2 separate regions of the Homo sapiens genome follow, and region 1 is linked to region 2. The links are chromatin loops, found by intact Hi-C in ENCODE. Cell type or tissue: PC-3. All regions are shown on one strand. Links, peaks and the distances in the headings refer to the core of each region. The heading gives the core; the rest is flanking DNA.

Region 1 (12,358 bases), core at 2,835-10,834, 88 kb before region 2:
GGAGTCTATTACCTACCAGGCACTATGCTTGGCACTGAGGTGCAGCAGTGAACAAGAAACAGTCCCTGCCATCAATGTTAGAATGGTGACAATATGCTGGAGTCAAGTGCTAACATACCTTGGCTCAAGAGATGGAAAGACACCTGTAAAGATGGCGATACCAGTGAAACCATGCTGCTTAAAGCTCTGAATTGCATCCTACCATCAATTCATTCAGTTGACAAGCTCTTGTGTCTGCCCCTACCTGATGTCTACAAATTGGTGATATTGGCATTGTCCCTTTGGGGCTAGTGGAGACTGCTATTCTCAAACCCAGCATGTGGTCTACTTTTGCACCAGTTAACACTACAACTGAAGTAGAGTCTGTTGAAATGCACCAAAAAGCTTTGAGTGAAGCTCTTCCTAAGGATAATGTGGGCTTCGATGTCAAGAATGTGTCTGTCAAAGATACTCGTCATGGCAATGTTGCTGGTGACAGCAAAAATGACTCACCAATGGAAGCAGCTGACTGCACTGCTCACATGATTATCTTGAGCCAACCAGGCCAAATAGGTTCTGGTTATCCTCCTATACTTGACTGTCACACAGCTTATGTTGCTTGCAAGTTTGCTTGATTGAAGCAAGATTGATTGCCACTCTGGTAAGAAGCTGGAAGGTGACCCTAAATTCTTGAAATCTAGTGATGCTGCCATCGTTCAGATGGTTGCTGGAGTGTTGAGAGCTTCTCTGACCATCTCCCTCTTGGTCATTTTACTGTTCATAATATGAGACAGACAGTTGCTGTGGGTGTCTTCAAAGCAGTGGACAAGAGGGCTGCTAGAGTTGGGAAGGTCAGCAAGTCTGCCTGGAAAGTTCAGGAGGCTAAATGAATATTATCCCTAATACCTGCACCCTAGTTTTATTCAGTGGTTGAAGAACAGTCCCAGAAGTATTTGCCTGAATAGGCCATTTTAAGTTTAATAGTAAAAAACTGATTAATGATAGCAATGCATTATAAAACCTTCCGAAGGAAAGGAGAACATTTTATGGAACATTTTTGGGTTTTTTTTGTGTGAGAGTTCTTAAGTTGTTAGTCTTTAAAATAATTACTTCTTAATGGAAATAACCTGACCAAAAAAAAATCTGTCATAGAACTTTGAAACCCATTAAAATATATTTTAATGAAAAAAATAGACTTAAACATAAGACGTGAAAAGTGTAAAGCTCTTAGAAGAAAACATGGAAAAACTTTCATGACATTGGTCTTCGCAATAATTTCTTGGCTACAACACCAATCATGGATATATGATACGGATGTTTATAAACATATGCACAGGCAACTAAGGCAAAAATAGACAAGTGGAATTACATCAAACTAAAAATCTTCTGCACCTCAAAGAAAACATCCTGAAGAGTGAAAGGCAACCTATAACATCTAAGAAAATATTTGCAAACCATACATATGATAAAGGGTTACTATCCAAAGCATATAAGGAACTCCTATAACTTAACAGCAAAAAAAAAAAAAAAGACCTGATCAAAAATTGATCAAAGGACTTAAACAGACATTTCTCCAAAGAAGTCATACGAATGGCTAAGAGTTATATGAAAACATGCTCAACATCACTAATTATGAAGGAAATGCAAATCACAGTTGGATATCATTTCACACCTGTGAGAATGCCCATTATCAACAACCAAATAAACAAACAAACAAAGATAAGTGTTGGAGAGAGTGTAGAAAATTGGCACCCTTGTATACTGTTGGTGGGAATATCAAATGCTACAGCAGCTATGGAAAACAGTTTCCCAAAAAATTAAAAATAGAACTACCACATGATCCAGCATTCCCACTCCTGGGTATTTATCCAAAATAACTGAAATCAGGATCATAAAGGGATATTTGCTCTTCCATGTTCTCTGTAGCATTACTCAGAATAGCAAAGATGTGGAAACATCCTACATGTCCATCAACAGATGAATGGATAGTGAAAATGTGTTATATACATACAATGGAAAATTACTCAGCCTTAAAAAAAGAAAGAAAATCCTGTCATTTGCCACAACATGAATGAATCTGGAGAACATTACACTAAGTGAAATAAGCCAGTCTCAAAAAGACAAATACTGCATGATTCCACTTAAATGAGACATCAAAAATAGTCAAACTCACAGAAGCAGAAAGTAGAATGCTGGTTGCCAGCCAGGGTCCGTGAGTAGAGAGAAATGGCAAGTTGCTGTTCAACAGGTACAAAGTTCAGTTATATAACATGAATAAGTTCTAGAGGTCTGATATACAACACTGTGCTTATAGTTAACAATACTGTACCATAAACTTAACAATTTGTTTATAGAGTAGATCTCATGTATCTGTGCCTCCACAATAAAAAAAAAAAAATCTCAAATCCATTCCCTTTCCCACTTTCTCTTTAAGCTTTCTCTAGTTGAGGTTCTCAACAGTTCTACTAAACAATTACCGTAGCCTTCTAACTAGTCTCTATGTCTCCAACAGGCTCCTTTTATCCAATTCAAAGCACCTAAATCTAAAGTTACCTCTTTAAAATATAGATGTGATGTGGAAGCCTCCTAAATATATACCATTTTATGGTTATTTCCTATTAGTCAATGCCAAAGCAGTTAGCATAGTATACAAAGTTCTTCATAATCTGACCAAACTACCTTTGTAGCCTCAGTATCAAGTTCCATAAATCCCACACTCCAACCACATGAAATTAGCAGTTATTTGAACAAGTTCTTGTGCTTAATTTAATATTTTGTTACTTCTTCCATTCCCTATGGCTCAAATTGGAGTTATCTGATGTTAATCTTCCTCCTTAATGCCCCATATCCTATAAATAATAACTCCACAGACAATCATGTAAAACTTCAGACTATTACAATTTGCAATGCAAAACATATTAAATAATCCTAGCTGGTTATATCAAAAGGAGGAAGTGAAATATATTGTTTACCTCTTAAAAACCAAAATATTTACAAGGGTCATAGGGTATGATTATCAAATTATATTTTTCAGTATGGATTTAAAGACATAGGTTGGGGCCTATAAAAGCAGTTGTTCTTGGAGATTCTTTTCTTTCCCTAAACTTTGCCTGGTAAGTTCATCCACAGAAGTAAATTCCATACCATCATCCTCTTCCTGAACTCCAGTCAGAGGTTTCCTTCTACTTAGAAGATATTCCTATTAGAATACCTGGCACATCCAAAATTAAAAACATCATCTTCCCTCAAAATATGATCCTCTTACCATATGCCTTATTTTTACATTTTCATGCTAACTTTTCCCTAATCTAACCTTTTGCAAACTTTAGAATCAGGGAACAACCTTTCCTTTATTAACACATCAATAACTAGTTAAAACCACATGAACTCTGTGTCTGCATTTTACAAAAATGACCACTAGATTGCATTGTTGTCTGGTCAAATAGGCTAAGGATATAGCTGTATGTTACCACTTAGTACTAATTCACCAAGATAAGCTGCAATATTGTCACTTATCTAGAAAAATAAACATAAGTAAACATGTGACTGTGTGTTTAAATAATTGTTAAAAGGTAACAAAATAATTCATACTTTAAATAAAACATTCACCATCACAGTTAGTTAAAATGCTTAAATTTAACAACCATGAAGTTAATTTTTGAAATTAGGTTCATTTAAAGGTGCCCAAATATTAAGCAAATATTGTATACTACTTAAAATATTTTTATGAAATATCATACCTAACATTATGTCTTTAAGATTTAAAATGTCTAAATATGTAAAGGTCTATTAAAATGCACATAATTTATCTGAATCAAAATGAAAATATATCTAATAAGTAATACCATTCATCTGGACTCTTTTAGCTGTCTCTTAATATACAAATGCATTCCTTTTCTCCAAAACATGGCAGCTGGGAATGAAAGATTTCAAATTATCATTTTCACATCATATTCCATCATCTTTTCATCAGTTTCTCCTAGCTTTTCTTTGAGCTCCATTCTTTTACAAGAGGTCTCTTTTTAGATCAGTCCATATTTCCATAATCCACACTGCTGTTTCCTCCTCTTCTCCCCAGGGTAGAATAACCCCCACATCCAGAACTATGGCCTACAACTGTCATTAAGCCTTATAACAATAACAAGATAACAAAAGATCGGGTGGAGAAGAGGCTAGCTGGTAACATATGTTGATCAAGTTCAATATTTTCAGCTAGTACACAATAATTTTAAACTTAAAAATTTTAATAATGAAGTACCTTCATACCTACTTCTTATCCTAAAGTGTATTTCAGGCTTAAATTTTAAATATTAATAAGTAACCTGACAATACTTCCTTTAAATCGTTTATCTATTAATAATGTGAAAGGGGGAAGGAAAAATAGAAATCACACCAAAGAGAAAGGTGAGATGGCAATTCATGGATAATTATTCATTTTATAACCCACTCAACTTAGCCTTATTTTGCTAAAAAAAAATTAGAAAAATTCCCCTAAAAGTCATTTTAAAGCAATATACAGTTATAATAAACAAAATTATTTCAAAGTAACATATTTTATGAGTTAATAATGAGTTTATGCCAATTTTGCAAGACTTTATTTTCTACCGAGTAACATTTTAAATGCTACTCTTGTTGTTTCCATTATTTGTTTCACTTCACAGTTAACTAACTTTAACTTCTTTTCAAACTAAAGATAAATTTGAAATGCAAAACTTTGAACTAGAAGAGAGATTTTCATGTCATGTTATATTTATGTTTTTTCTCCCGACTTCAGGAGAATTGCTTCTAATTCATCAGCCTATGTTAGGTAACCTTGAAAAAATAATTTCTCCACTCTATTTCTCTCAAAGATTCAGAACTCTTTATAGAACTAAATTCCAGTTTCACTTTTGACAAATGTTTACAGCTTAATAAAGAGTAAGCTTTTGGGAAACCAGATTTATTTCTTTCAATCAGAATCATTTATCATTATTTAATTTCTATAGATTGCTGCATAACATCAGACCTTCCAGGTCTGGCTTGAATCATTTATATAGTTAGAATGTAAATTTCACTGCCATAAAAATAGATATAAAAACCTCACCTCTAAGAACTCATTAAAGTAAAAATCTGTTCACCCTTCAACAGAAAAATAAGGTCATTTGTACAGGGGTTTTCAAATACAATTTTATTATCTAAAATGTACGCAAAAATATTCTTTTCAATGGGAGTCTGCTAGATGAAATATTCCAGCAAATACTTCAACTATAAAGCAAAGTTCATAAAATATCACTATGTTTTTCCAAATTAGTTTCCCTGTTTGCATTAAAATTTTAAAATTTTAGCAGTAGAGAATATAAAATAAGCATGCAGGTAAAATAAGAATGTGATTATGTTTTGCCTTGAGCTTCCTAAACTGCGCCTGCTAAAGAAATAAAAATCTAGTCTACATAAGATAGATAGATACAAAGATATGTTTATGATGATGATTTTAGATTTACTTTTATACATTTTTCCACGTTTGCCCCTTATAATGTTTCGTTCTGATTCATCTTTTTTAGTCATAAGAATATACCAATAGTATATTGGTATAGTGGTTATACCACTATAGTGGTTGTATGTACAAAGAAGCCGATAGGAAATAATTGCTATTTTAGCATTACTGAAATATATAACTAATAAAATTTTTGGAATATGAAACCAAGTAAACAGCCATAATATAATTATAATTATCTTACATTTACCCATCATCTCTACAAAATTTATAAATTTTTATTTAATTAAACATTAAGAAATCAATTTGTTTTAGAAATACGAGTTTATATATAATATTCACAGGGTTAGAAAAAGGAGTTTATATATAACATTTATAGGGAATTTACTATTACATATCAAAAATTGGTTCAAGACATTTCATTCTTTACATTTGAAAAAACAATAGTTGATATAGAATGCAATGAAATTATTTCTGTCTCATGTAATTGACTGGTAGTTAAAAATGACAGAATCAAGCCCAAACAACCAAAAAATATCCAATTTTTAGAAATCCACGATCATTTAAATATTTATTTTCAGAGTATTAGAATTTAATAAATTATTTCTGAATAATTTATATCTTCTTTATGATGATGCAAGAAGCAAAATTATAGAATACTCAATGTGTCTCAATTTCAAATAATGAAAAACTAATCATTCCTACCAAATACCTTTTAAATAATACAAAATTTTTTAAATTATGAATGTATAAAAAAATTGTTTACTAATAAAACAGGCATTCTTCCTAAACTATGCAGACCTTAACTCCTACCTGCATCCTTTTTTTATTCAATAATGACCCATCCTTTTTATATTCAATAATGACCCATTAGTCATTATTAAATATAAAAACAAAACTGTATATAGTACTGAGTAGACTGGATTTAATGTCAGCTAAGTAGCTGGCTGCCTGCCATTCATTCCTATGAAGATGCAGCTGAAGGGTAAAATTTAAAATTCTCTGCTGTTTTTGTATAATACATAATTTTTACTACTATTCATTCTTACAGTTATACTTTAAACTGTTTCCAGATAATTTCTACCAAGATTTGATTAATTAATGGAATTTTTATTATTGTTATAATTTAAAATAATCATGTAACATATGCACTTTTCTAAAAGCATTTCTTAATGCATTTTCATTATTTATCATGGAAGCACATACTAGGTTGTCAGTATATACTGAAATTTAATTTCACCTCCTACAGAAATGAGGGACAGAGGAGAGAACAAACAAGTCAGGTACTATCATGAACAGTCAAGGACCTATTAAATCTTCATGCTACCTAACCCCTCTGCTAAGTTACATCATTTCATTCAAACTTTGTTGAATTCCTACGATATGTGTCATAACACCAGTTTGAAATCTTTCCAAATTTAAGGTGAAACACCACTCTTAAATCCATCCTTCTTAAATTACCTTGCCTATTATTTTTCCAAGAAAATTAAGATAAGTTATCATGAGTTTATTCAACTTCCTCTGACTTGTCACTCATTCAACTAGCCGTTCAAAAACACTTATTCATATCTTATGTTCCAGCCACTCTACTAGATGTGGAGATTGAAAAATGAGAAAGTTCTGCCCCTTTTCCTTCAAGAAACATACATACAGCCTAGGAGAGACAGAGACATGCAAAAAAAAAAAAAATGAAAATATAGTTAAAATTAGAGGTACATATAAGAAGCTACGGAAGTACAGACAGGTTGCCTTGGAGGCTCAGGAAAGCCTTCAAAGAAGGATTAATTTTCAAACTGAGTTTTAATTAACAGAACTGGACCACACAAAAGAAGAAACAGAATGGAAAAGTAAAAACAGAAATTCCACAAAAAAAAAAAAAAAAGGAAAAGAAACAAAACCTAAGAAGACAGGGATAGTGTGTGAAGGAAGTCTGACCATGCCCTCTCATTTGCTGAATATCTTCCACAGTGCTTCAGACAGACCTTAACTCCTACAATGAATCCTGTGAACTATCATGTCACTGATAGCAGGGGATTTTTTTTTATGGCAAAACCCATATAACTGACAGGGTTAGGATTCAAACTCATGTCTATATTACCAAAAATTTATGTAAATCTTCAATTAAATAAAAGAAACAACATTCCAACATCTCTATCACTCTACTACAACTTCAAATCATGAATTAATTTCATCATTCTGTCTTTCTGCTACAATAGGGTATCACACTCAATTATCTGAACTATATGGCAGTGTCCTCCACTCTCACCCTAAAAAGAGGACCAACTAAAGGACAAAACTCAGTGATCAAAAAATAAGGCTTAAAGATCACCTTCTATGTACTCCTCCTAAACACCAGCATTTCCTCATGAATCTCAGTCTTGCACTCCAATTAGAAGTAGAGCCAGAACACAAATTGGATAGTCAAGACCCACTGGTGTGCTATATTCAGGAGACCCATCTCACATGCAAAGATACATATAGGATCAAAATAAAGGGATGGAGGAAAATTTACCAAGCAAATGGAAAGAAAAAAAAGCAGGGATTGTAGTCCTAGTCTCTGACAAAATAGACTTTAAACCAACAAAGATCAAAAAAGACAAAGAAGGGCATTACATAATGGTAAAGGGAACAATTCAACAAGAAGAGTTAACTATTCTAAATATATATGCACCCAATATAGGAGCACCCAGATTCATACAACAAGTTCTTAGAGACCTACAAAGAGACTTAGACTCCCACACAATAATAGTGGGAGACTTTAATACCCCACTGTCAGTATTAGACAGATCAACAAGACAGAAAATTAACAAGGATGTTCAGGATGTGAACTCAGCTCTGGATCAAGTGGACCTGGTAGATGTCTACAGAACTGTCTACCCCAAATCAACAGAATATACATTCTTCTCAGTGCCACATCACACTTATTCTAAAATTGACCACATAATTGGAAGTAAAACATTCCTCAGCAAATGCAAAAGAACAGAAATCAAAACAGTCTCTCAGACCACAGTGCAATCAAATTAGAACTCAAGATTAAGACATTCACTCGAAACCCCACAATTACATGGAAATTGAACAACCTGCTCCTGAATGACTCCTGGGTACATAATGAATCAGGCAGAAATCAAGAAGTTCTTTGAAACCAATGAGAACAAAGAGACAACATACCAGAATCTCTGGTACATAGCGAAAGCAGTGTTAAGAGGAAAATTTATAGCACTAAATGGCCACATCAGAAAGCTAGAAAGATCTCAAATTGATGCCCTAACATCACAATTAAAAGAGCTAGAGAAGCAAGATCAAACTAATCCAAAAGCTAGCAGAAGACAAGAAATAACTAAGATCAGAGAAGAATTGAAGGAGATAGACACATGAAAAACTCACCAAAAAAAAAAAATCAATGAACCCAGAAGCTGTTTTTTTCTTTAAATTAACAAAACAGACCATTAGCTAGACTAATAAAGAAGGGAGAAGAATCATACAGACACAATGAAAAATGATAATGGGGATATCACCACTGATCCCACAGAAATACAAACTACCATCAGAGAATAATATAAACACCTCTATGCAAATAAACTAGAAAATCTAGAAGAAATGGATAAATTCCTGGACACATACACACTCCCAGGACTAAACCACGAAGAAGTCGAATCCCTGAATACACCAATAACAAGTTCTGAAATTGAGGCAGTAATTAATAGCCTACCAACCAAAAAAAGCCCAGGACCAGATGGATTCACAGCTGAATTCTACCAGAAATACAAAGAGGAGCTGGTACCATTCCTTCTGAAACTATTTCAAATAACTGAAAAGGAGGGACACCTCCCTAACTCATTTAATGAAGCCAGCATAATCCTGATACCAAAATCAGGAAGAGACACACAAAAAAAGGGAAAACTTCAGGCCAATATCCCCAATGAACACCAATGCGAAAAATCCTCAAAAAATACTGGCAAATCGAATCCAGCAGCACATCATAAAACATCCACCATGATCAAGTGAGCTTCATCCCTGGGATGCAAGGCTGGTTCAACATATGCAAATCAATAAATGTAATCCATCACATAAATGGAGCCAAAAACAAAAACCACACGATTATTTCAATAGATGCAGAAAAGGCCTTTGATAAAATTTGACATCCCTTCAGGTTAAAAACTCTCAATAAAATAAATATTGATGAAACATATTCCAAAATAATAAGAGTTATTTATGACAAACCCACAGCTAATATCACTGAATGGGCAAAAGCTGGAAACATTCCCTTTGAAAACTGGTACAAGACAAGGATGCCCTCTCTCACTACTCCTATTCAACACAGTATTGGATGTTCTGGCCAGGGCAATCAGGCAAGACAAAGAAATAAAGGGAACTCAAATAGGAAGAGAGGAAGTCAAACTACTGTGTCTGTTTACAGACAACATGATTTTATATTTAGAAAACCCCATCATCTCAGCCTAAAAACTCCTTAAACTGATAAGCAACTTCAGCAAAGTCTCAGGATACAAAATCAATGTGCAAATATCACAAAGTATTCCTTTACAAACTACCATCAGAGAATAATATAAACACCTCTATGCAAATAAACTAGAAATAACCAAGCAGAGAACCAAATAAATCATGAATGAACTCCCATTCACAATCACTACAAAGAGAATAAAATACTCAGGAATACAGCTAACAAGGGACGTGAAGGACCTCTTCAAGGAGAACTACAAACCACTGCTCAAGGAAATAAGAGAGGACACAAACAAACGGAAAAGCATTCCATCCTCATGAATAGGAAGAATCAATATCATGAAGATGGCCATACTGTCCAAAGTAATTTATAGATTCAATGTTATTTCCATCAAACTACCATTAAATTCTTCATAGAATTAGAAAAAAACTATTTTAAATTTCATACGGAATCAAAGGAGACTCCATAGAGCCAAGTAAAAAGTAAAACCCTAAGTAAAAAGAACAAAGTTGGAGGCATCACGCTACCTGACTTCAGACTGTATTACAAGGCTACAGTAACCAAAACAGCATGGTACTGGTACCAAAACAAACATATAGACCAATGGAACAGAAAAGAGACCTCAGAAATAACACCACACACCTACAACCATCTGATCTTTGGCAAACCTGACAAAAACAAGCAATGGGGAAAGGATCTCCTATTCAGGAGCTAGGAAAACTGGCTAGCCATATGCAGAAAACTGAAACTGGACCACTGCCTTACACCTTATACAAAAATTAACTCAAGATGGATTAAAGATTTAAATGTAAAACCAAAAACCATAAAAACTCTAGAAGAAAACCTAGGCAATATCATTCAGGACACAGACATGGGCAAAGACTTCATGACAAAAACAACTTCAACAAAAGCCAAAATTGATAAATGAGATGTAATTAAACTAACAGAAAAAGAAACTATCATCAGAATGAACAGGCAACCTACAGAATGGGAGAAAATTTTTGCAATCCACCTATCTGGCAAACGTCTAATATCCAGAATTTACAAGGAACTTAAACAAATTTACAAGAAAAAACAACCCCATCAAAAAGTAGGCAAAGGATATCAACAGACACTACTCAAAAGAAGACATTTATGCAGCCAACAAACGAGAAAAAGCTTAACATCACTGATCACCACAGAAATGCAAATCAAAACCACAATGGGATACCATCTCACGACAGTCAGCATGGTAATTATTAAAAAGTCAGGAAACAATAGATGCTGGCGAGGCTGTGGAGAAACAGGAATGCTTTGTTGGTGGGAATGTAAATTAGTTCAACCATTGTAGAAGACAGTGTGGTGATTCCTCAAGGATCTAGAACCAGAAATAACCATTTGACCCAGCAATCCCACTACTAAGCATATACCCAAAGGAATATAAATCATTCTACTATAAAGACACACGTACACATTTGTTTGTTGCAGCACTATTTACAATAGCAAAGACATGGAACCAACCCAAATGCCCATCAATGATAGACTGGATAAAGAAAATGTGGTACATATACACCATGGAATACTATACTGCCATACAAAGGAATGAGATAATGTCCTTTGCAGGGACATGGATGAAGCTGGAAGCCATCTTCCTCAGCAAACTAACACAGGAACAGAAAACCAAACACCGTATTTTCTCACTTATAAGTGGGAGTTGAACAATGAGAATACATGGATACAGAAAGGGGGACAACACACACCAGGGCCCATTCGGGGGCCAGGGGTGAGGGGAAGGAACTTAGCGGACAGGTGAATAGATGCAGCAAACCACCCTGGCACATGTATGCCTATGTAACAAACCTGCAGGTTCTGTACTTGTATCCCCCCCTTCCCCGGCTTTTTTTTTTTAAGAAAGAAGATAGAAGAAGAAAGAAGAAAGAAAAAGGAGAAAAGCCAGAACAGCTCACATCTGATTCCCAGTCCAATCTTCCTTCTCCTAACAGACTTCTGGAGGGCAAGAACCACATCGTCTTCTTTACAGCTTTATTGTGCCAGACAAGCACCTTTCAAAGTACTCTACGAGTAATTTTAAATTCTTAAGACAACTAGAGCTACATGCTAATTGCCTAGGCTATGTTCATTTGTTTAAAATTTGGTAAAATTTTTCATCTCTAATTTAAGAGTAACAATCAAAAATATAACTTAAAATACCTTAAAAATATAGCATTACTTTTATAATTCTTACAATTTTTCTACATATCTATTCACTCTGTTTATTATACACAGTATAACTAAAAACACCACCAAAAATATTGATGCTTGTGAGACCGTATGTCTATATTTCATAAAGACCTTTGCTCTTGTGTTAGTATGAAATGTTTCCCTATCTCTGGAGTCTATCAATAAAGTAGATTATAAAGCCTCATAAATTAAAGACACTGTTCTGACTAACTTCTAGAGAGAAATGT
Region 2 (12,358 bases), core at 2,399-10,398:
TACTTTTGCCTTAGATTCTAAACAGTTTTCTTCTGAATAGTATTTGTCTGATGTTAGGATATCTCTTTTCATCCTTTTACATTCAAACTTTCTAAACCATCATGTTTCAAATTTATCTAAAATTTTTAGTCTTGATTTTTAATCTAGTCTGATCATCTTTAGCTCTTACATCAAACCCCTAGACAATTTGCATGTATTAAAACTGTTGATAAATTTAGGCTGGGCGCAGTGGCTCATGCCTGTCATCCCATCACTTTGGGAGGCTAAGGCGGGTAGATTAGTTGAGGCCAGGAGTTCAAGACCAGCCTGGCCAACTTGGTGAAACCCTGTCTGCTAAAAATACAAAAATTAGCTGGGTGTGGTGGGTGGTGCAAGCCTGTAGTCCCAGATAATAAGGAGGCTGAGGCTTCAGAATCACTTGAACCTGGGAGGCAGAGGTTGCAGTGAGCCAAGATCATGCCGCTGCATTGCAGCCTGGTTGACAGAGTGAGACACTGTCTAAAAAAAATTAAAAAAAAAAAAGAGAGAAAAATGCTGATAAATTTAAATCTATTTCTGCCATCTAATTTTGTACTTCCCGTTTGTTTCTTCTGATCTGTTTTTTTCTTTCACTTTTGCATTCTTTAGGATTACTATTTATGCTTTCATTTCTGCCCCCACCTCTTCTAGTTTGGAAGTTATTTACTCTGTTTCTATTCATTTAGGAGTTATCCTAGAAATTTTAATAGGTACATTTTAACTGATTAAAGCCAGAGTTCACAAGGATATCCACCCTCTCTCAAACAATACAAGAACCTCTAAAACCCCCTCAAAACTAAAATCCCCCCAAAAATGCATTATGAATGTTGTTTTATACAGTCCATGTTTGTTTAGATTTACTCAGAACTTTACCATTCTTTTGTATTTTCATTTTAGATCTTCTGTGTAGGATCACTTTCCTTCTGCCTAAAATTCTTTCCCTTTTTGTTTGAGTTGGAATGTATTTATTTATCCCTCACTCTTGAAAAATATTTTCACTGATGAAGAATTCAAAGTTTACTATTATTTCTTTCTGCATGTTATCAATATCATTACACTGTCTTCTAAGTTCCCTAATAACAATTGGAACTTTGAAAGTAATCTTAAAATGTCATCTGTTTTTTCTCTCTGACTGCATTTATGATGTTTCATTTTTGTCTTTAGTTTTCTATAGTTTCACTGTGAAGTATCTAGGTGTAGATTTTTATTCATCCATGTTTCTTGGTTTCTTTAATTTTCTTGACTCTGGATTGGTGACTTTCATCAGTTCTGGAAAATTCTGGACTCCTTTCTTTCCATTCCTTCTGGGACTCTGATAACACATGTGTTATTCTACCCTCCATGTTTGTCAAACATCTCTTTTATAGTATGTCTCTCTTTATCTGTCTACGCTGTATTCTGGAAAATTTCAAAAATATTCTGTTCACTAATTCTTTCTTCAGCTTTGTCTCATTTTCTGTCAAAGTCACCCATTTAGTTTTTAATTTATATTATTTTTATTTCTAAAGTTCTGTTTGGTTATTTTCCAAATCTGTATTCTCTTAACTCATATTTTCAGCATCTCTTTAATTTATTAAAAATATTTAATATATATACTTTAAATTCTATTTCTAAAAATTCCAATATCTGAAGCATTTGTGGGTCTGCTTCTACTAACTGATCTTTTTTCTACTTGTTCATACTTATGGTCTCTTGATTTCTTCTATGTATGTGATTTCTTTTTATGTTATGTGATCCTTAGAACTTTATATATAGAAATTGAGTGACAGCTGAAATGAAAATGAGTTCTCTGGAGAAGATATTAATTTACTGCTGGTAGATGCTTGGGATCACTAGCAATTCAGAAACATAAACACTAAATTCTCAGCTTGAAATTCTTCAGACCATTCATGTGAGACCTGGTTTGTAGCTATGAATCCTCTGGGAAGCTTTTTTCCCCTTAACTATGCTCCATTGTTTGAGACAATTGTCCTTGAATACCTTTGGGGTGTATCAGCTTTATGAAGAGTATCCTGTTGGATTTCCCACATTAGGAAGGGTCTGAAGACCCATAAGACCATGATAACAGTTCATGGTCTTCCAGTTCATCCAGCTTAGGAAAAACCCTAAAGATGAAGATGAAAGGTGGCTTTTCTTTTTTTTTTTTTTTTTGAGATGGAGTCTCGCTCTGTCGCCAGGCTGGAGTGCAGTGGCGTGATCTTGGCTCACTGCAACCTCCACCTCCTGGGTTCAAGCAATTCTCCTGCCTCAGCCTCCCGAGTAGCTGGAACTACAGGCACCTGCCATCACGCCTAGCTAATTTTTGTATTTTTAGTAGAGGCAGGGTTTCACCATGTTGGTCAGGACGGTCTCCATCTCTTGACCTCGTGATCCACCCACCTCGGCCTCCCAAAGTGCTGGGATTACAGAGAGAGGTGGCTCTTGTAGCTACTTTTATTTGTCCCCCATCCTCCACCCCTAAGTATTCTCACTTGATTGCCTGCTCTTCAATGCATTGCAAGCTTTTAAAAATACTTAATTCTGAATTTTTAGTTGATTTTCATGCAAGTTTTGATCAGACTATAATGGATAATTACTTGGTTCTGACTATAGTGTCATGTAAAATGGACTAATTGCAACTTTTTAATCCACCTAATAAGGTCCACTTTCCTCAAACCAGGTCCAAAAAGTCCCCAACTTATATATCCCTATATATTAATGGTGTAGAGAAACCCAAGTTCAGGGCTTTTAGTGAGCCAACTGCCCTGATTTCCAGTGTACTATGACAATTAGAAAGGTAACTCCTGGCTTCCCAACCCCAACCACTTATTCATTGAATCCTTGTAGTAATATGCCTTAAACAAAAGTGAAGAGTTACTGATACCCAGGACTACTAAAGTTGACAGCTCCTTTCCCTTCTGAATGCGAAATAATAAACACTATTGTAAACTCTAGAATGGTATTTTTAAAAATAATAATACTATTAATAATGCTTCAGGTTCAGTATAAATTAACTCGACTAGACTCATAAGCCTCACCAATGTATATGAAGATTTTGAGTTCCAAACAATTAACTTAGAAATGAATTTTTTGAGGCAAGCATCTCATGAGTTGTAGCTAACATGTATCCAAGTCAGGCATTTCCTAGACTAACTCTGCACAACCTCTTATTACTATTCTTAGGTGAAATTTATTAATAGTATTACCACCTTCATTTATTATAGAAGAAAAGTTATAAAGTATTTAACAAACTGAATTTATTGAAGCTCTTAGGAAACTATCTTTAAATTATTTTATCAGGACCTGCCTTTTAATATTGACTGAGATAGTGTTGTTAAGGAAAACATCCTCCTGGCATGTTGTCCTTTTTATACTTAGCAGCAATATCATGAATTTCAATCTGAAGGTAAAATCTCCCTCAACAAGACATGTGAAATACTTTTAAAATAAAGAGAAGATGGAGGTGGGGATTCGGGATCAATATCTTCCCTGAAAGTTTGCCTTTCTGAGTTGTTTCACACCTCAAAGCTCATAGAGTTAGCATTCTATGTTGATTTAAAATCCAGTTTAATAAAAATGTTGTCTTCCAGTTTGTGGACAAAAGAACTCAGATAAATTTTGACACCTTTACTACCAAATCTGAACATATCCAAATATTTCTAAAATTCAATGGGTCGATGATGATATTTGTATATCTTGCTGTTAAACTTTTAGTAAGAAAATACAGTAAAATTCTCAAAAATAATACAGCACAGCAAAAGATCTTCTTCTGCCTTTTTCAGGTGATTTGCCAAAAATTGTAAATAAATTTTCTTACCTCTGACCAGTTTCTGCTTGTTCTCCCTTATCTTTGTTCCTCAATCTGCCAGACATTGTAGAACTTAAAACAGTCCTTGGAGTTCAGAACAAAGAATAATTGAAGCAGAGTGTCACCAACAGATGGTAATCAGTGGAGTCAAATTTTCTTCAGAGATTCTTTGAGGATTCTCCTTTGGACTTCAAGAAAGAGTGCTGTGTTTGTGTAACCATGTGGCATTGCATGGGAAATAATTTCCCAACCCCACCTACAAGATACTCCACGTAAATACAGTCTTCCTTGTATGGCAGCTCTGCTCACACCCATTTAACACTCTCAGGAGAATGAGTAATCACATCCAATGAGCAATGTCATTAGAATTTTCTGGAAGGAAACATAAATGATCATCTAACATGATGATAATAGTTCAACAAAATCAGCAGCCCCATAAGCAACCCTAATCCTAACGTAAATAGAGAGATTATCAAAACAAATTGCTGTGTGCCAAGTTTTGCTTTCCTAAAATATGAGAAAATAACTAGCCAAACATTACATGCATTTGTATATGATCAATTCTAGAAGGGGAAAAGTGCAACATTCCAGCAAATAGAACTCAGTCAAATACCAGGTCAAATGGTATAATTCCACAGCACAAGTTCATATGAAACAGAGACTTGTAACTCCAAAACAGATGACAAACTCTCCCCATCTCTTACTATTGCAAATTATAACAAGATAAAAATGAACAAGGACTGAGAGTTCTTCTGGGCTTCAAAAGTATGGACATCATCTTTCTCTCTGCTGTTGTTTCTGATGTCACAGACCCAAGTCTTAGGCAAGTAAGACTTGCCAAAAAATGGTCTGGTAAGACCATTTTTGCTTGTAATCTTCTCTGGGAAAGAAGGAACAGAAAGAAGGATCTGTGAAACTGATCAACGTCTTCTTAGTTTGGTGAGAACTTATATGTTTCCTTTGTAAAAAGGATGCAGTCTCACCTGACTTTCTTCATTCACGGTGCATAATTCCAGAAGTTTCTTCCCTTCTTCTCGAGACTGCCAATCAGGACAGCTGGGCTTGGCTGGAATGGAAAGGAGGAATTTGGACCCATGATCCTGTCCATTTGCCTGACTGTATGCAAGTGACTTAATAAAATTACTGCATCAGTGTGTAGTGACTTCTTTCTGCCTGCTGCACAGCTGTTTCCTGGGCCTTCCCTTCACTTCCCTCTTGGACTGAGTTGTGGATCAGGAACATATGACATTAGTATGTATACTGTGCATAGTAATTATACTGTGTTCTCCCTATGGTTACTTAATAAAACTACCAAATAGGTGCTGCTAATTCAGATTCTGTGATGATGTAGGTACAGCCATTGATTACTACACAACCCATTTATATGCCTATCTGATTTTTGACACAAACATGTTGTACTTCCTCTTTAAATAAGCAGGCATTAATTATTACATAATGTATGCAGGAATTCATGAGGATAGGCTTAATATTAGAATTAGTAGGAAGGTTTTAAATCAAGTGGCCTACTATTGAGCTAGAAACAACTCACTCCAGCAAACCAGCTGGCTTAACTACTCCCAGTTTGTGAAAGAAAAAAAAACTTTAACATTTGAGTCACTGTATCATTTCATGCACAAAGACTTCATGGACATACCAGAAAGACAAGCTTTACCACATTTGCATTTATTCTTTTTTATAGTTGTTGTGATTTTGCCAAGTGCTTTATGACCATTTTTTATTAGCTAGGCCTCTCAATAGTTCTGTGAGGTATAGATTAGGAGGTAAAACAGGTACTATAAATGATGAAGCAGGAAGCTAACTCTACAGGGACATTTTATTCCAAGAACGCCTGTGTGGAAGAATGCACTTTCCCATGTCTGCCAGAGGCACCAGGAAATAAAAGTCAGTCTGCATACTACTGAGTCATTTACAAAAGCCATTTTCTTCATAAAGCACATATGCATCTCTCCTCACTCACTCACTCTTGCTTTCTCTCTCTCAAATCAAAAGCGAGCAAAGCTCAAGTGAGTCTATATTTCAATTCAGAAACATTTATTATCATATGTCATCTCCCTTGTTAATATCGTATTTTTTTAAAATCCTCAGTCAAGGTGATACCTTGTTGATATCTTTAAATATGAATTATAAGCCACACTAAACACTTCTGTAATCATACCTTTCTTTAACAGTTTTTTGTACAAGTTGGAGGATTAAAAAAGGCATTTATGGGCTGGGCATGGTGGCTCATGCCTGTAATCCCAACAGTTTGGGAGGCTGAGGTGGGCAGATCACTTGAGGTCAGGAGTTCTAGACCAGCCTGGCCAACATAGTGAAATCCTATCTCTAGTAAAAATATAAAACTTAGCCGGGCACGGTGGCATGGGCCTGTTGTCCCAGCTACTCTGGAGGCTGAGGCAGGAGAATCGCTTGAACCTGGGAGGTGCAGGCTGCAGGAAGAAATCATGCCACTGTGCTCCAGCCTGGGAGCAGAGCAAGACTCTGTCTCAACAACAACAAAAAAGGCATTTATGTAAGAAACTGAAAGAGATATTTGGGTTTTTTTTATTACTTGCTATTACTGTCTCATTTTACAGATAATGAAAGCTAATGTTGAAAGAACGTTTCTAATGAAATTAGTCTATAGACAAACTCCATCTTTTAGAGAAACTCTTTGTCCAAAAACTGGATTTCATGGTTCTTAAAGATGAAAATAGAAAACTAAAACTAAAGAATAATTCTCTATGGACATTTATACAAATTGAAAATAAATCTGTCATGATTCTGTTAATGAACCCATTGACTATTTTTCATTTTATATTCATTTTATTGTGTATTTGTGGTATGATACTTCACTTAACATACAGTTTTTAACCCTTATGTAAAAAATATATGTGAAATAGTTTTGTTCTTTAATGGAGCATGGGGGCCTAAAGGGAAAAAATGCCAATGAAGATAAGCCATGTACATAGTCAAGATGTACATTATTGAAATGGATTCTAGAACCAGCTGCTAGGGTGGAATTGATTTGGCATTATTTTATGATGGGCTCAATCACTTGCCCTGAATCAGTGTTCAAATCTCATCTTTTTTGGTTTGCCCATTGTGTTTTCTACTTCTTCTCCAAGTTGCCTCCTCTGGTTCTAGGCTATGCTATGTAGTTGCCCTTGACTTATCCAGATCTTGCCCTATTCCTTTGAATGAACAAAGCCTTCAAAGATAGCTTCCTTTTGTTTTCAGCTATCTTGCGTATTTTTCTGCATGCCTTCACCTCTCCCAGATGACCATATGTGTCTTGGCTCCCAAAGCCAAGGAGTAGTTGATACATATTCTTTACATGGTTATAAAACTAATAATATTCTTTGCTAAAGTTTGGCTTCTTTGCCTAAACTAGTATTATTTTCATCACTAGAGACCATATAGTTTCTGCCCTCATGGAGATTATAGTCTAGTTAATAAAGACCAAATATAGGCCGGGCAGGCAGATCACGAGGTCAGGAGATCAAGACCATCCTGGCTAACATGGTGAAACCCCGTCTCTACTAAAAATACAAAAAATTAGCCAGGTGTGGTTGCAGGCACCTGTAGTCCCAGCTACTCGGGAGGCTGAGGCAGGAGAATGGCCTGAACCCCAGAGGCGGAGCTTGCAGTGAGCCGAGATCGTGCCACTGCACTCCAGCCTGGGTGACAGAGTGAGACTCCATCTCAAAAAAAAAAACTATATATATATACACACACACACACATATACATATATATAAGCATGTAAATATATAAATAATAAAATTTCTGATGGTAATGAGTGCTAAAACAAAAAGAAACAGAATAATGAGATAGAGCGATGGGCAGAAGACTATTTTGGCTAGGATAGACAAAGCAGGCCTCTCTAAGATGAAGATATTTGAACTGCATCTGGAATGATGAGAAGACAGCAGTTGTCTAAGGATTCAGCGAATAAGCCTTCCTGGCAAAGAGAACAGGTTAATCTAAGTCCCTGAGGCTGAAACAAGCTTGGTACATTTAAGGAAAGCTAGGGCGACAGGCAAGGGTAGTGGGAGATAAGGCCAGAGAGGTAGGCAGAGGCTAGATTGTGAAGAGTTTTTGCAAGCCATGGTAAAGACTCTATTTTGTTCTACTTGCTATAGGGAGCTACTAGAAGGAAAAAATCATGGGGCAAAGTCAGGGTTTAAGGAAGGCTATGAGGGTGCTGCTGTGTAATTCAGGAGAAATAATAATATTCTGGATTATACTTGCAGTGCAAATGATAAGAAGTAGACAGATTTCAAATACACATAGCAATCTACCCATCGGAATTACCAATGGATTGGATGTGGATAGAAGAAGGTGACTATTAGCTTTTGGGCCATTTGATAAGGAATAGAGGTATGGATAGATGTGTGGGTATGGGGTGAGAAAGGAACCAAAAGTTCTACTTTAAGCATTAAAATGTTGAGATGTCTATTAGACACCACAGTAAAGATGTGTCATAGACAGCCTCAGGGACTTGGATTAACCTGTTCCCTTTGCCAGGAAGCCTTATTCTCTGTCTTTAAGCATTAAAAGGTTGAGATGCCATTAGACACCAAAGTAAAGATGTGTCCTAGACAGTTGTCACTCAAGGAAATCACCCTGCATATTCCATCCTATGAACCTCAGCTAATAGCATTATAATTTCCAGGCATTGTAGGAAGACAACTGAAGTTTTTGAGGCATGCTTTTGGCTTACTGGTACACTAAGAGCCCATTGCTTGGTAAGGCTTTCCAGACTCAGGTTATCAGAAAGACAGATGAAATTTTCAGACTTTATCCTCTTCCCTGGGCTTTCTTTAATGATTGATTGCCCCCAGGAGACCCTTTGCAAAAGTGAAAGATAGAGCCCCATTATTTTGGTAATATGTACCAAAAAGCTTAAAACACATAGCAATAACAGCAACCATAAATTCCACCAAAAGAAGAGGACAGTAGTGTCCTTGCACTCACCATGGAGGCATTAAGATGCTCTCTGATTGTCTCACATTCTATGACACTAATTCAGGGGTACTGTGGGGGTTATGGGAGTGGGTGGGTGCTTGGCATCTTAATAAAGCTTGGATAGGATCTATAGAATCACTAAAATTAATTGTAAGAGCACCCCAACATGTCCTGAAATCAGGCCTTAAGTCCTGTAAACATAAGGGCAGAAGTCCCCCCAGCCAGACACACACACTGCAATGGGCACCTCTGGTTATAAACAGTTCCTATAAGAAGCACAGAGTAGATTAGCCATTGTTGACTCACTCTGCCCTGGGCTGTCCAGTCAGATTCAGGCATGTGCTAATTAGTATGACAGGACAGAAGCTTCTTGAGCTGAGATCTTCCGTTTAGACCCTCCATTTAGTTTGCTTGGCAAGCACAGAATCAAGTTCAAGTGGTAAGTTTAAAAACACGATATTAAATGCTACCAAATACTAAGGCCAGCATAGGTGAAACTCGAATCATCATAACAGAAGGTAGAAATATTCCTATGGAAACTTTACTGTGTCCCTACTCCCATCTTTTAACAAAGAAGTCTAAAAAACAAAAAAAAGTGAAATAATAATGAAATGTCAAAAAGTCTCTAATAATTAAACTATTCCTATGTGTTACCTCACTACTTTATGCTACAATGCCCCTAGAAACCCCTCACAGCAAAGGCCCTCAAATTGGAGACTGGTTAGGAGCCTAGGACTGTGGATAGTGGCCTCATGCCTGAAGCCATGGGGGCCGACCTGGAGCCTGGGGCTATGGGGCCAGCCTGGAGTCTGGGTGTTTGGGTGCTGGCCTGGAGGTTAGGTGCAAGATCTGGCCTGGATACTGGGGCAATGGGAGCTGGCCTGGACTTGGATCCACTGGGGCAGTCCTGGATCCTGAGTCTGTGGGGCTAGCCCAGTACTAGGGTATACTGGGAGAGCCTGGACCATTGGTATGCTGTAGTATAGGGATGTAGAGCCCAGCTTGGAAGATGGGGCTGCAGGGACTGGCCTGGTATTGGGCAAGCCTGGATCCTGTATCAGTGGGTGCTGGCCTTGGGCCTGAGGCCAGAGGACTTGCCTAAAGCCTGGGGCTGTGTGGGCCGACCTGGCTCTGGGCTGGTCTGGAACCTGGGGCACGCATGAAACCTGGCGCTCCAGGGACTGGCCTGGCCTGCATGGGCCTGGAGTCTGACTGGAGGCCAAACTAGAGGCTGGGAGATTATATCTGCAGGGAAGTTCTGAGGCTGGAGTCTGCAGAAGCTGGCCTGGAGCTGCGGTGGGTGGGCCTGGAGCCTGGGGCCTGGGGCAACAGAGGCTGTACTGTTGGAACCTAGGGCTGTCTTGGAACCTGGGACAGTGGAGGCCAGCCTGGTGCTGGAGTGGGCCTGGAGCCCAGGTCTGCAGGTGCCAGGCTGGTGGCTTGGTCTAGCCTCGTGCTGGGGTTCACTGAGATGGGCCTGATGCTGGGGTGTGCAGCAAAGTTGGGTGCTCACTTCATTCTCCTTCCCTCATGCGAAGGGTATCTCTCTCTGAGCTGCTCTATCTGAGCTTGGGGAAGGGTGTAATATGAAACTGTCCTTCCTACCCTCTTCAATGCATCTTATTTCCATGCTTCACCCAGGTGGCATAATCTCTCACCTTAGTTCTTGTGAAGGTATTTTCTTGCATGGATGGTTGTTCAAATTGATATTCCTGTGAGGGGATAAGCCCTGGAAAGTCCTATTCTATCATCTTGCTGATGCCATTCTCTATTATATTCTTTATCTGCAAACTTTCTGGCTACTCTGTGAAATTAGGGAGACCAGTAATTGGAGGATAAAAGGGCCAGATCGCTATATATTTAGATTCTAGAGTGATTAAAGTTTGGGGACACAATAGATGTAAACTCACAAACCCAGGCTCAACACCTGCCCCAGCAGCAGGCCAGCCCCAAGCTCCACACTGGTCCTTGTGGTACTAGGTTCCAGTAGACTCACGGTCCAGGCCTGCTCCAGGAGACTCAGGATCCAGGCCCACCACCATAGTATACCCTGGTGCTAGACCAGTCCCTGTAAACTGAGACTCCAGGACCACCCCTGCAGATCTATTTTCCAAGCCAGCCCCTATGGACCTAAGACCCAGGCCTTCCCTCACAAATTTAATCTCCAGGCATGCCTTAGCACCAGATAGGCTCCTGTGGACTCAGGCTGCAGGACCATCCCAGTGGACCCAGATGCCAGGCCAATCCCAGTACCTGAATGACCCCTGTGGACTCAGGCTCAAGGCTCACCCCAGCACCAGGTTAGCTCCTGTAGACCCAGGCTTCAGGCTAGGTCACACAGACATGGGTTCCCAGCCTGCACTCACAGACCTAGACTCTAGGTGCACTCCCATGGACTCAATCAACAGGTTCCACCCCAGTGAATTCAAGTGCTAGGCCCAACTCCATGGACCTGGTGCCAGGCCCACCTACCTGCTAACCCAGGCACTAGACCATTGTGCCTAAGAATGAACAGTAAGCCTATCCACAAACCATACCAGACAGCTTGCCAAGAATTTCTGCATAGGCTGACTGGTGAAGGGCTTTTCCCAAACCAAGTCAGTATGCAAAGACTGGAATAAATCTCTACTTCAAATGTGCAGACACTAACAGCCACAGAGATCAAGCACAATCAAGGAAATAGGACACCACCAAAGGAACAAATTAAAGCACGAGTAACCAATCCTAAAGAAATGAAAATTTATGAACTCTCTGACAAAGAATTCAAATTAATTGCTTTAAGGAAGCTCAGCAACTTTTAAGTTGTATAGCATGGTGCTTTATTATACATATACATTGTAAAATAGTCACAAAAATCACACTAAATAACATATCCATCAGTTCAAACATTTGGTTTTGTTTGTGTGTGTGTGATATATATACTTGAGATCTCTTCTCTTAGCAAATGTAAAGTATACATCACAGTATTATTAACTATAATCACCATGATATACATTAAATCCCTGGAATTCATTCATCTTATGATTGAAAGTTTGTGCTCTTGAAGCAACATTTCTCCATTTCTCCCACACTTCAAACTTTGGTAACAATCCTTTTACTCTCTGTTTATATGAGTTCAAATTTTTTAGATTCCACATATATGTGGGATCAAGCAATGTATGTTTTTCTGTGTCTAGTTTATTTCCTTTAACATAATATGCTCCAGGTTCATTCATGTTATTTCAAATGGCAGAAATTCCTTAAAGCTAAATAATATCTCATTGTATATAAATACATGACTTTTTTTTTTTTTTTTTTTTTTTTTTGAGACAGAGTCTGGCTCTGTTGCCCAGGCTGGAATGCAGTGTCATGATCTTGGCTCACTGCAACCTCTCCCTCCCAGGAACAAGTGATCCTCCCATGTCAATCTTCTGAGTAACTATGACTACAGGCACGCACCTGGCTGATTTTTGTTTGTTTGTTTATTTGTTTTGTAGAGACGGGGTTTCACCATGTTGCACAGGCTGGTCTTGAACTCCTGAGCTCAAGTGATCTGCCCACCTCAGCCTCCCACAACGCTGGGATTACAGGCATGAGCCACCGCACC

Evidence for each region. A loop is a pair of places that touch in the nucleus more often than their neighbours do. Peaks named below come from ENCODE experiments on the same cell type or tissue, not always from the same donor. Only the 100,000 strongest peaks of a DNase experiment are listed, where the experiment ranks them.
Region 1: a loop joins it to region 2, with 2.8 times the contacts of the local background. A loop is called at or near these places in 5 of 110 quality-filtered maps.

The regions. Positions count from the first base shown.
Region 1 is chr1:197,689,767-197,702,124 of GRCh38, forward strand. The region is part of intron 3 of DENND1B (DENN domain containing 1B); the gene reads right to left. It also overlaps the pseudogene EEF1A1P32. Among named protein-coding and RNA genes, the nearest start is that of DENND1B, 80 kb to the right of the region's middle. In PC-3, for the core only: a CTCF peak has its summit at 3,409; a DNase peak (open chromatin) is centred at 6,835.
Region 2 is chr1:197,778,176-197,790,533 of GRCh38, forward strand. It overlaps a transcript of DENND1B not described here. Among named protein-coding and RNA genes, the nearest start is that of DENND1B, 8.9 kb to the left of the region's middle. RefSeq lists an enhancer at 9,702-10,202. In PC-3, for the core only: no CTCF peak of the experiment used is centred there; DNase peaks (open chromatin) are centred at 5,556 and 9,086; H3K4me3 peaks cover 301 bases; H3K27ac peaks cover 3,828 bases.